Linked DNA regions of Homo sapiens: all the other regions are linked to region 2. Evidence: chromatin contacts called from ENCODE Hi-C or POLR2A ChIA-PET data. All regions are on one chromosome and are shown on one strand. Each heading gives the region's core, a stretch centred on a gene start or an enhancer-like site at or near the end of the contact. The rest is flanking DNA. Distances are from core to core; before and after follow the strand shown.

The links. A loop is a pair of places that touch in the nucleus more often than their neighbours do. ChIA-PET counts read pairs that join two places held with the same protein, here RNA polymerase II (POLR2A). Pooled maps may share reads with other maps.
Region 1: a loop to region 2 is called in a map with no recorded cell type, with 4 times the contacts of the local background. The contact joins the promoter of NEK6 here to the promoter of NR6A1 in region 2. A Hi-C loop is called at or near these places in 1 of 37 single-sample maps with no recorded cell type and 1 of 50 pooled maps. POLR2A ChIA-PET finds 5 or more read pairs at or near these places in 1 of 52 experiments (WTC11).
Region 3: a loop to region 2 is called in a pooled map, with 6 times the contacts of the local background. The contact joins the enhancer-like site here to the promoter of NR6A1 in region 2. A Hi-C loop is called at or near these places in 1 of 37 single-sample maps with no recorded cell type and 2 of 50 pooled maps.
Region 4: a loop to region 2 is called in a pooled map, with 8 times the contacts of the local background. The contact joins the enhancer-like site here to the promoter of NR6A1 in region 2. A Hi-C loop is called at or near these places in 1 of 168 maps with a recorded cell type or tissue (breast epithelium) and 4 of 50 pooled maps.

Annotation. Positions count from the first base shown.
Region 1 is chr9:124,256,617-124,259,316 of GRCh38, reverse strand. It overlaps NEK6 (NIMA related kinase 6), which reads right to left and starts at 1,368. Exons shown (of 10, transcript NM_014397.6): 1 at 1,232-1,368. LOC613206 (a long non-coding RNA gene) reads left to right here. Exons shown (of 2, transcript NR_149024.1): 2 at 1-107. RefSeq lists an enhancer at 1-751 and silencers at 789-1,158, 1,219-1,348.
Region 2 is chr9:124,769,960-124,772,659 of GRCh38, reverse strand. It overlaps NR6A1 (nuclear receptor subfamily 6 group A member 1), which reads left to right and starts at 1,349. Exons shown (of 10, transcript NM_033334.4): 1 at 1,349-1,640. The coding sequence starts at 1,541. It overlaps LOC124900274 (a long non-coding RNA gene), which reads left to right and starts at 2,180. Exons shown (of 2, transcript XR_007061773.1): 1 at 2,180-2,700. It overlaps LOC107987126 (a long non-coding RNA gene), which reads right to left and starts at 1,303. Exons shown (of 2, transcript XR_001746926.3): 1 at 887-1,303. RefSeq lists enhancers at 950-1,209, 1,000-1,567 and silencers at 1,280-1,859, 2,400-2,649.
Region 3 is chr9:125,648,046-125,650,745 of GRCh38, reverse strand. The region is part of intron 4 of MAPKAP1 (MAPK associated protein 1); the gene reads left to right. Among named protein-coding and RNA genes, the nearest start is that of MAPKAP1, 58 kb to the left of the region's middle. RefSeq lists enhancers at 1-166, 207-256, 317-586, 597-646, 282-1,481. Within about 2 kb of position 1,250, at least 14 of the 41 ENCODE cell types and tissues checked have a DNase peak (open chromatin) inside an H3K27ac peak, as active enhancers do.
Region 4 is chr9:125,520,655-125,523,354 of GRCh38, reverse strand. All of the region lies in intron 7 of MAPKAP1 (MAPK associated protein 1), which reads left to right. Among named protein-coding and RNA genes, the nearest start is that of MAPKAP1, 190 kb to the left of the region's middle. Within about 2 kb of position 1,439, at least 9 of the 41 ENCODE cell types and tissues checked have a DNase peak (open chromatin) inside an H3K27ac peak, as active enhancers do.

The DNA of each region.
Region 1 (2,700 bases), core at 119-2,618, 510 kb after region 2:
TGTACACCAAACTAAGGCGACATTTTCCCCCAAAAAAGGCAAGCTGAATTTGGAAAAGTCAGACCAACTAGGGAGCTCTGGAATTTCTAAAGTTTGCCTTAAAGCAATTAAGACTTTCAGCTGCAAAGATTTTCAACAGTTAGAGAGCACGCACACACACAAAAGCCTGTCAGTCAAAACTGCAAGGACAGACCTCGGAAGCTGGTGTCCCAAGCCCGCTGTGATCAATTTGTTACTGTCCTGGGATTCACACTTGGAGCCTAGGAGAGGTATAAATAAATCAAAAGATCCGTCTACTTAGCAGGGCAGGCAGAGAGGCCCCCACATACACAGGCAAGTCTAGGGTCAGCCCCCCAGGCCTGGCTGGAGAGAGACAAGAACAAAGACAGGAGAGCCTGGAGGATATTTAGGAAAACACACGTCCTCGGGTGCCCGGCCGAGGGGCCCACCACAGCCTCCGCTCGCCCAGCCTGTGTATGCAGAGAGGGTCCTGCCAGTGGCCCTGCCGCAGCCTGGCTCTAAGACCTTTGCCTCTGTCAGGCCCAGCCAGGCTCTGAGTCTGCCCTCCTGGCCCCTGGTTCACCGGATCAGGCCCAGCCCCGACCCCCAGCCCATGCCAGGCCGCTTCTCTCTCCACGGGCTCCCTGGCTCGGGGGCCATCACTGTGCAAAGGCCTGGTGGGCGCAAAGGGGGCCGGCCCCTCAACCTCAGTAATAAACACGCTCGCACGGCCCTGCACACTCGTTATACTCACACCCACACAGGCATACTTTCGCCCTTCTAGGCTCACGCATGTGCTTGCACACAAATCACTTTGGAATGCACACACGTGCACACACACACTCCCTGAGACCCGCACGTACTCCCTGCGGCGCCCGGCACACTCCTCCGCCCGTCGTCCCCACTCGGGAAGTGGGTAGCGGGGAGCCATGCCCGCGTCCCCGCACGCACTCACCCCAACAACGCCACCAGACGCTCCGGGGTGCACACGCACACCCGCCGGGGACGCGCACACCCCGGGACACGCGGACACGCCGCCCCCGCCCGCCCGGCCGCCGACACGCTCAGCCCCGCGCGGCCACACTCGCGCCCGCCTCCCGCTCTCCCCCGCGGAGCCGTGGGCGCGCGCCCGCCCTCGGCCCGGCTGGGGGTGACGGCCCCGCCGCCCGGCCCCCGCCCTTCTCCGGGCCGCGGGGCCCCACCGGCCCGGCCCCAGCCCCAGGCGACTCACCGGCGCGCGGGCGGGCTCGGCTGCCGCTGGGGGACCGGTGCGCTGGCCCGCGGGCGGCTGGAGCGGTGCGTCCCACACGAGTTTGCGGCGCAGCGGCCGCACGCCCGTCAGCTCGGTTCCGCCGCCGCCGCCACCGCCTGCGCGGGCCCGCGCGCCCGCGCGCCCGCCCCTCCCCGCCGCGGGGCCGCGCCGCCCCCAGCGCTCGTGCGCGCTGCCGCCACGCAAGCTTGAGGGGCGGGGGGCGCCCCGGCGGCGTCCTTCCTGGGCCTGGACCCCTCGACTCCGCCGAGTTCTGCGGCCGATCCGCTCGGCCGAGGAACCCCTTCCCCATTTCAGAGATGGGAAGACTGAGGCCCAGACTCACAGGGCGCAGGCCGGCGTCTCCCCATCTTCTCCGGCTCTAGACTTATGATGAGGGTCTGCAGTCAGCCAACCCTTGGACTCCTGTGCGTCTTCGGATTCCCCATCGCCTAGCATTGCTCCTACCACAGCCCTAGTCATACTGAAATTGGCACAGTAACAAGCACTTATTGTGCACCAGCTGAATGCAGGCACTGAAGTAGGCTCCAAGAGTATTCCGATGAGGGGAAGGCCCTGCCCCCTGCCCTCAAAGTGCCAGCGACTCTTCATCTGGAGCTCCCACTTCCTGTGGCCCCCGGGGGACCAGCAAGAGCCAATGTGCAGAGGTTTCTGGAAGTAGTAAAAGTCCCCACTAAAGAATGTTGAACGCCCCCTCTAGAAGTCAGAGCCTCCCTGAGACCCAAGCAGCTCAGTTCTCACTTCACCTCCTCCCCGCACCGAGAGCGGCCGCTCCTGGCTGGGCTGTTTCCACCCCTGCTGCCTCCCCTCCACATTCAAAACTGTGCTGCACCCCAGGAGGGCTGGAGCCAGGGACACTGACTGCCTGCTTGGGCGCAGCACTGTACTGGGCACAGGGTGAATGCCCGTCTGGCTTCTGTTTGCCAAATGAGTGGAAGTGCTTCAACTGGCCGTGATCTGTAATAATGACACCAACGGAGCGTCCACCACGTGTGCCAACGTTACCCTTGTGCCCATTTTACAGATGGGCTTTGAGGCTTAGAAATGAAATTTCAGGCTGGGTGCGGTGGCTCACACCTGTAATCCCAGTACTATGGGAGGCTGAGGTGGGAGGATGCCTTGAGGCTGGGAGTTTGAGGCCAGCCTGGGCAATATAGCAAAACCCCATGTCTACAGAAAAATGTAAGAATTAGCTGGGTGTGGTAGTGCCTGCCTGCAGTCCCAGCTACTCGGGACGCTGAGGCGGGAGGGTCTCTTGAGCATAGGAGTTAGCAGCTGCAGTGAGCTATGATCGCACCACTGCACTCCAACCTGGACAACAACAATAAAAAGCAAATTCTTTTGTTCAAAGTCACCCAGATGGTAAGTGGTTGAGCTGGAAAGTGCACGGCAGATTGTCTAATTCCAGTGCCTGTGTGGCCAATCACTAG
Region 2 (2,700 bases), core at 100-2,599:
GAGGTTTAGACGGCAGAGCGTTAATGTAAGTCTCCCAGATTACGTATGAAATACAGTTTCACCAGGGTTGGTAAGGTCCAGTTGCCCCCAAGTGCAGAGAAGCGTTGCAACTTTCGTAGCAGGTGAGGGACGGGGTATGGTGCGAAATGTGGGCAAGGGTCAGGCCAAGCAGGGATGCGAATGCCAGGACGAGGACTTAAAATTAGGCAAAAAAAAAATAAAAGGGCTAAGGGATTGGTGGGGCGGGTGGGGCAGGAGAGGGCGAATGAGCGGCCACCGAGGAAGCTGCAGCATAATCCGGCAGAGCAGAAGTGGGCAAAGCACCAACGTTCTCGTTCTTTGTCTTCAAGTGGGCCAGGTAGGCCTTAGACCCTTGGCGGCAGCAGCGAAATCCTTTCCCGATGGGGTCGCCGAAGACGGACACCCCGGCGGGCCTAGTGACCGGTGGCCGCGCGCCACCTGGTGGCCGCAGCGGGTGGATTCGGCCGGGAGCCGCTGCAAAATTCGGGATTTTGCTTCCGGAAAGCTTCGGGAAACTGAGGTGGGAGGGGCAGGGGTTTGCGATCTTCCAACTTGATCCTGTCCTTATTCCAACCCCCTTTTACAGATAGGGAAACTGAGGAAAGGGGAAGGCAAACAAGGCTGGGCAAGGGATCCCTCTTAAACGGAAGGTTTCAAGACACCTGGGGTCAAGAGCCTAGGGCTTTCTTTAATAGCCCCAATGGCCCGGAGCTTAGTTTGCCCATCTGTTCTATGGGCAGGGGGAAAATGAAAGGGGAGGAGGGGAAACTTTAGTCTTTGCCGCCCACCCGGAGGTAAAAAGTCTTTAAAGACTACCCCGGAAAGAAGAGTTTTATATATTCCATTTGCATACGAACGCAGTCACCTCGAGTTAAACTCCGGTCCTTTAATCTCCGGTCCAATTTGTCCCGCAGCGGCAGGGAGAGGCCCACGTGAGTACCTTCAAGCCCCGCCTCCAGGGCCCCGCCCACAGGGCTGGGCTTCGTTGCACGTGCTCACCCGGCTGCCTCGCGATCCACCTCCTCGCAAAGACTCATTGTTGGGGTGGGGGGTTACGAGGACTCTTAGGGAACTTTGATCAGGTAGAAATCACAATCAAGACAAGGCCCGGAAGTATCCGCTTACTACATAGACATCAAACGCTTTGTCATGGTTCTTGATATTGACAGACTTTAGCTTTCCCTTCTCAGGACTTCTTATCCCTCCTTCCACCCCTTCAGTTGGTGCGGTCGGCGTGGCCGGCCTCGCTGAGCGGACTCCAACTTCCAGCGTGCCCCGCAGGGCCTTGCGCGGCAGCGGCGTGTGACGTCAGGGGAGGGAGCTGGCCAGTGCTGAGGGGGCGCGGCGCGGAGGGGCGCGGAGCGGCGCGGAGCCGGGCGGCTCGGGGCCCAGAGAGAGCCGCGGCCGGGAGCTCGCGGGCTCCTGACAACCTCCTCCCCTCGGCGGACGACGACCACGGCGACTAGGGCGCCGGTCATGGCGGAGCAACAAACCCGGCGCGGACCCTAGGCACCACCGCATGGAGCGGGACGAACCGCCGCCTAGCGGAGGGGGAGGCGGCGGGGGCTCGGCGGGGTTCCTGGAGCCTCCCGCCGCGCTCCCTCCGCCGCCGCGCAACGGTGGGTGAGGGGCCTGCGACGCCCGGGCCAGGCAGGAACCGGCTTCCTGAGCCTCCGCCAGGGATCCCCCTCCTCTCTGCCGACCCTCGCCCTGGGAAGCCGCAGCGGCCCCGCGGCCCCTTAGGGTGGCCCTTCACCCCGTTCCCCGTTGGCGCGGACCCTCCCTCTCCTCCCCGGTCTCGCTCAGGGTGGATCCTCCTCCTTCGTCCCTGTTCCCTTCTGCGCGGACCCTCCCCCTGCCCGGGTCCCTGGGCACCGAGCTTCATTTCCCCCTCCCCCCGTCCCCTCTGCACAGGCTTCCCCTCCCCCCGTCCCCTCAGCACCAATCCTCCCTCCTCCCCCCGGGTCCCCTCCCCCTGTCTTCCCAGCACCGAACCTTCCCCTCCCCCCGGGCTCCTCAGGTTGGAAGTCCCCACCGCGGTCCGTCAGTGGGGGCATCCCCTCACTCGGGTTCCCTTAACGCAGAGCCTCTCTTTTCCCCTACAGGGGTTCCTCCTCCCACCGAGGACGCTCCCTTCTTGCCCTGTTGACCCGACTCCACAGCACCCTTGTACCGCTCAGCTTTCTAGAGCGTTTTCCTCTTCTGCAGCCTCGAGCGTTCTTCCTTGAATACTACGAGCCCCCCACCTCTGCCGAACCCCCGTTCGCTAGACATCCCCCAGTCGTTTCCTTTTTCGGACCCCTTCGCGCCTCCTGCTTCCCCTGCGCCTCACCTTCCTCAACGCCCCGCGCGCTCTGGCCGGTCTCCGCCCCTGCTCAGCTCCCCTCTCCGCCAGGCAACGGCTTTCCCTGGCCGAGGGCTCCAGCCCGCCCCGGGGCCCCGGACACCTGCCTCCTCCCGGCTTCTGCCCGGCAGGTCCCGGTCCCCACCTCTTAGTCTCAGTTCTCCTCTTTCTTGTCCCGATCCGGGACCTTGGGAGCTGAGAATCCCTCACCTGGCCCGGCCCTTCCTACCGCTCGTCCCTCGCCCCCTCGCCCGGGCCGGGTCCTCAGGTTCCTCGGGGCTTCCTCGCCCTCCTCCCCTTCGCTCCCTCCCCCTGCGGGGTGTTTTATTTGTATC
Region 3 (2,700 bases), core at 1-2,500, 880 kb before region 2:
ACTTCTTCCACCCTGAGCTCTCTGTCTAGGCCTCATTTCTGCAGTTAGCTGTGAACCTTGCCAGTCTGTGGTGGCTTCCTTTGTTGTGGAGCCATCTTCTAAAAATTCCATGAGGTAGAATTCACCATTGGCTTAAGGCTTTTCAAAGGAAGGCAGACTCTTGCCATGGAAAGAACATGTTTGTCAGGCTTGGGTTAAAATCTTTTGATCTGAGAGCTAAAGGGTGAGTAAGAACTAGCTAAGAAAAGGGGGAGGAGAAAGGAACAGAAGGTCTGAGGCAAGGGGAATTTGGCAATTTTGAGGAACCAAAAGAAAGTTGTGTGACTGGAGCCCTAGGGTGAAGTAGATCGTGGTGAAAAGTGAAGCTCTGGGGGAAGACCGGGTATGATTGGTAGAGGTGTTCTCTTTAACCTCATGGCACGGGGAAGCCTTGAACAAGGATTTAAATGGGGAGGTGAGGTAATCAAATTTGTTTTGAAAAGACCCCTGGGGCTGTGCTGCCGAGTATATCCCTGAGAAGGGTTTGTGAGGATAGAGAAACTAATCAAGACATTTTTTGCAGTGCTCTGGGTGAGAGAGTGGTAACTTGGGCTTGCTTGTTAGAATGAAGATGGAGTGAATGAATTCGAGAGATATTTAGTAGTAGGCAAAAGTGGTAGGATTTGATGATGTATGCAGAGAACAGGGTTAGAAGGGGGTTTGAAGGATGATTTCCTGGTCCGTGTCCGGCTTGTGGAGCTGGATGGATAATGAAACCATCCCTGAGTTAGGAAGCACTGAAAGAGGGCTTCTCCCTCAAAGAACGAGGCCATAATTTTACTATCTTGAAGATATCTCTCCAGAGAAATCAAATGACAGCCCAGGGTCACCTAGCTGGGCATAGAATCCAGGTGTTCTAATTCTCAAAGATTCTTATTTTCTTCTTTTCTTTTTTTTTTTTTTTTTTTGAGACGGAGTTTCTGTCACCCATTGGCAGCTGTTTTGGACCTGCTGACTACAGATCATAGACTGTTACCATGTCCTTGAAGACACTGTACATCTTTTTGGGAGGTGGGGTATATCCTATTGTCTGGTTTGTGTTTGGGGAATCTGAGGCAGTGCTTTTTGAGGTGAGAGTGGAGCAAAAAGCCTCTTTTTTGTTCTCGCTTGTCAGCCAGCCTTGAAACTGGCCAAGGAATTGCCTTCAGACGTTAGTCACCTTCCAGACACTTCCTCTCCCATCAGTCACTTCCTCTCAGATGACAGGGATGTGCACTCAGATGCCCAGCCTGACTCACCAGGCCATTCAGAGGAGAAAACGATAGGGTAATTTTATTCTTTTATTTTCGAGAGAGTAATTTTAAATGAGGCAGATGCCAGGTGTCATTTAAGACGTGTTGATTGTAATTGTTGGAGGTTAGGGGACTAAGAGGTAAACAACATGGACGTATTTTTGTTACAATGAGATTACTGTTGTTGTACTACCTTCTCACTACCTGACTAATTACCAGGTTAGAAGAGGGAATCTGGTTGGAATGAATATCGAGCACTGAGGTCTAGCCCAGGAGACAATCCTTGTAGGTATGGAGGGGACTAGGGATGGTGTCATTTTACATTCAGCCTTCTCATCCTGGGGTACTTTGCTCTGCATGGTTTGCAGTAGAGAGATTGTCTTCTCCCTCGAAGAATGAGGCCATGATTTTACTATCTTGAAGACCTCTATCCAGAGAAATCAAATGACAGCCTAGGCTCCACCTAGCTGGGCATAGAATCCAAGTGTTCTAATTCTCAGAGATTCTTATTTTCTTATTTTCTTTTCTTTTTTTTTTTGAGTCAGAGTCTCTGTCGCCTAGGCTGGAGTGCAGTGGTGTGATCTTGGCTCACTGCAACCTCCGCCTCCCGGGTTTAAGCGATTCTCCTACCTCAGCCTCCCAAGTAGCTGGGATTACAGGTGCGTGCCACCACGCCCAGCTAATTTTTGTATTCTTTCTAGAGGCGGGGTTTCACCATGTTGGTCAGGCTGGTCTCCAACTCCTGACCAGGTAATCCGCCTGCCTCGGCCTCCCAAAGTGCTGGGATTACAGGTATGAACCACTGTGCCCAGCTGAGATTTTTATTTTCATTAATGGGGTTCATACAAAATGGAAACTTGATTTCCAGGACTACTAGGCCATGTGTTAGAAGGAACACTGACAGGGAATCAGAAGACTTGAGTGTTAGTCCTGGCCATGCAGTTCCTTCTCTCTGATGTAGGACAAGTAATCTCTCATCTATGAGCCTTGATTTCTGCGTGTTTAGAATCAGGAATGTGGCTTAGATGACCTCTTGGATTCTTTTTGGCTTTAAGATTCCAGAGTTTTGTGATTAGGGAGGTGATTGACATCAGTGAGATGTAGGGGGGTACAGATGGGAAAACTACAACTTTTGAAGAGTTAATCTTTTGTGTATACATTGGAACTTTCCTCTTAATTATCCTAACAGAACAGTGATCTAGGGAGTATTAGCTCCAGGTGAGGGAACAGGCTGAGAGAGAGAAAGTGAGGTGCTCAAGGATTCCCCACTAGTGTGTGGCAGAGCTGGTATTCAGCTCCTTTTTCTCCTATTCCAGTACCACAGCTCTTTTTCCTAGACTCTTGCAGTCGTTGTTATGGCGAAAACAAAAACAGTTAACATTTGAAATTTTTTAAAATTTAAAAACAAAAGTTTTTCCTTTAGCAGTGG
Region 4 (2,700 bases), core at 190-2,689, 750 kb before region 2:
TTCTACCTAGCAAGTATGGTTGAATTCAGATAAATTAAATGTATGATTTATGCACAAGGAAATCCAGGCGGGCAGGCAGTATCAGAGGGCAGGGCAGGATTTTCAGAGAGACACACTGGGAACCTAGCATGGCACCAGGCCTGAGGGCAGGGTTCTGGGCAGGATTGGGCCAGGAGCAAGGACAGTTAACTGAATGAGATGTAAAGGCCAAGGCTAGAGTTTTTAAAAAGGAAGCCCTGTTTTTGGTTGGCTGGGGATTGTAGAAATCCTATTGCCTTGAAGACGTTAACTGGTGCAACTTTCCCTATTGTGGGGAAAGGAAGGAGGCCAGTCTGGGACTCTGGTTGGGCCTGATATCATGGGGTCAGAAGGAGAGAAGATAAGACTTAGGGGATAATCAAAAAGGAGGGATGTGATTTTGACAAGCTGACGGAGTCAGTCTGGGTGAAGGGAAGGGCACAGCAGTGACATGGAGGTAGGAAACCAGGACATATATGCACTGAACAGTGAGTCTAGTTTGGGTCATAAAGGACATAGATGGACAAGAAATTAGGATGGATAGAAAGCCTTGAGAGTGGGGTAAGGAATTTGCATCTAAACTAGTAGCCTGCAAGGAAGTTGTGAAGGGATTGTATGAAAGTGATACCTTGAATCTACCAGAATTTGGCTCTGGAGAGCACTCTAACAATAGGGTGAAGAGTGGTTGGCTGGAGGCCAGAAGAAGGTTGGGAAACCATTACTGCGGCCTGAGTGAGAAGGAATGCAAGGGAGATGTATTAAGTGGGTAGAGTCTGCAGAACTTGGGAGCCGATTTAATGTCATCAACAAGGGGGAAGGCTAAGAAGTATTCCAAACTTGAGAGTGCCGTGTTCACTATGCCAAGTCCTTAGAGGCCAGATGCAGAGTCTTGTTCATCTTCATATCTACAGTGACTAGCTCATGACATGGCACATGGTAGGAGTTTAGTACAGTTTGATGAACCAACTGATTTAATTCATTGGGTGAATCGTAGTGTCGTCATTGGAAGCACAGTTACAAGGAAAAAAAGCTGGTTTGAGAATGGAAGGATGATAAGTTTATAGTTGATTGTCCTGTAAAATTAGAAGCAAAAAAGAGCTTAGAGTCTCTTTCTTCCTGCAAAGGCTGGTCCAACCATTCACTGGCAGTGGTGCTTCCCTGAAGAGTTGGTAGAAGTCCCTAAAGAGGCCCTGTAGCCTTTTGTCCCACCCTGGGCTAGAGCCCCTTCCACCAGGGCCACTGGCATCAAGCTAGCCAAAGAATAATCCTGGTGCCTCACTGAATCTGCTCAAAATCCTGTCAAGTACATACAACTACTGTATTATCCGCATTTAACAGAGGAAGAGACTGAAGTTCAGAGAGGAAGTGGTTTACCGAAGCCTCTGACATAAGCAGATTTGAATGAAAGTCTTCAGATTCCAATATATCATAACAGAGTCTGCTGACTGAAAACAATTGGCTCTAAGCTTGCTCTCCACTGACTCAGGTTGGAGTCACCACTTTCATGTAGCTCAGAGAAGGTTGAAGATAAATGAAGTCTCATTTTTGTTTCTTCTGTTTTTTGTCCTTAGGTGCTTGTGACTAAATTCACTAATTTCACTGGCTGTCAAGGCTGTGTTAAGGAAAATGGGTTTGAACTGCTGTGGGTTTTGAGTACTGGACTGGATGTCAGAAACCTTTGCCATCACGGGAAATTCTGTCACTCTGGATTTACTGTCTGTTCCCCACAGCTAAATTCCTCTGCAGTGTGATTTAGCACCCTGGATCCCCATCAACCAGTTTTGGCATTTATTTGAATGCATTACCCCACTGGTTTCCATAAACTATTTTACAATTGTTTAAAATAAATGACTGTTTATTTCCACAAAACCATCTGTATTTCTTTACAGAGCAACAGATAACTGTATGTAAAATTTGGTATTGTCACAGTGACTCAAGTTAAGAGAAACAGATTGGATTGAAAAATTGGATTCTTAGGGACAAAGGTAAAGGTTTCCAACCTCTCTAACAAGTGATATCTGGATTTCAAGGAGAAAAAAAAATTTCCTTTTTTACAAATAGTAGGGGACCTCCTTTCTCTAAAGAGAAGTACATTCCTGCTGGCTGCATAGTGACAGGATGTAGAGTATTAGCACTCCTCATGGTAGTGAAGGGTCTGCGCCTTCAAGCACACTCTCTGCCTACAACCGCATATATGAGGCTCCTGTCCAGTGGCTCCCAACCTTCTGCAAGTTTTGAAGTTTTTGGTTGTACATGTGTTACCTCTTCTTGTTCTGATGTTGAGTGGGCTCCACTTAGGCCTGTGTGTTGTGGCTCAGATAACTTTGGTAGGATATGTGTTGGGATAGGTGGCTACTGAAGATGGACCTGGGTAAGAGAACCAGACTGATGGGGATGAGGGATTGGACCCTGTCAATGATGGTCTTCCATTCTCCAGCCAATGTCCAGGTGAGTCAGCTAGATCCATGCTAGTTCCATCCATCCCTAGGAAACCCAGTCAGAGTTGGGACACTAATGGGAATCTCCAAACAGTGGAGGCATTTGGAGTCAGATGGAGGTGGAGCTCCAAGTCTACTTTGGAGGAAGAGGTAGGATGGTAACTAAGCAGGATGGGCTTGTTTCATCACCAGATAATCACTAAACATACCTGTATGCTGAGGCTGTCCTAGGAATGTAGGGACG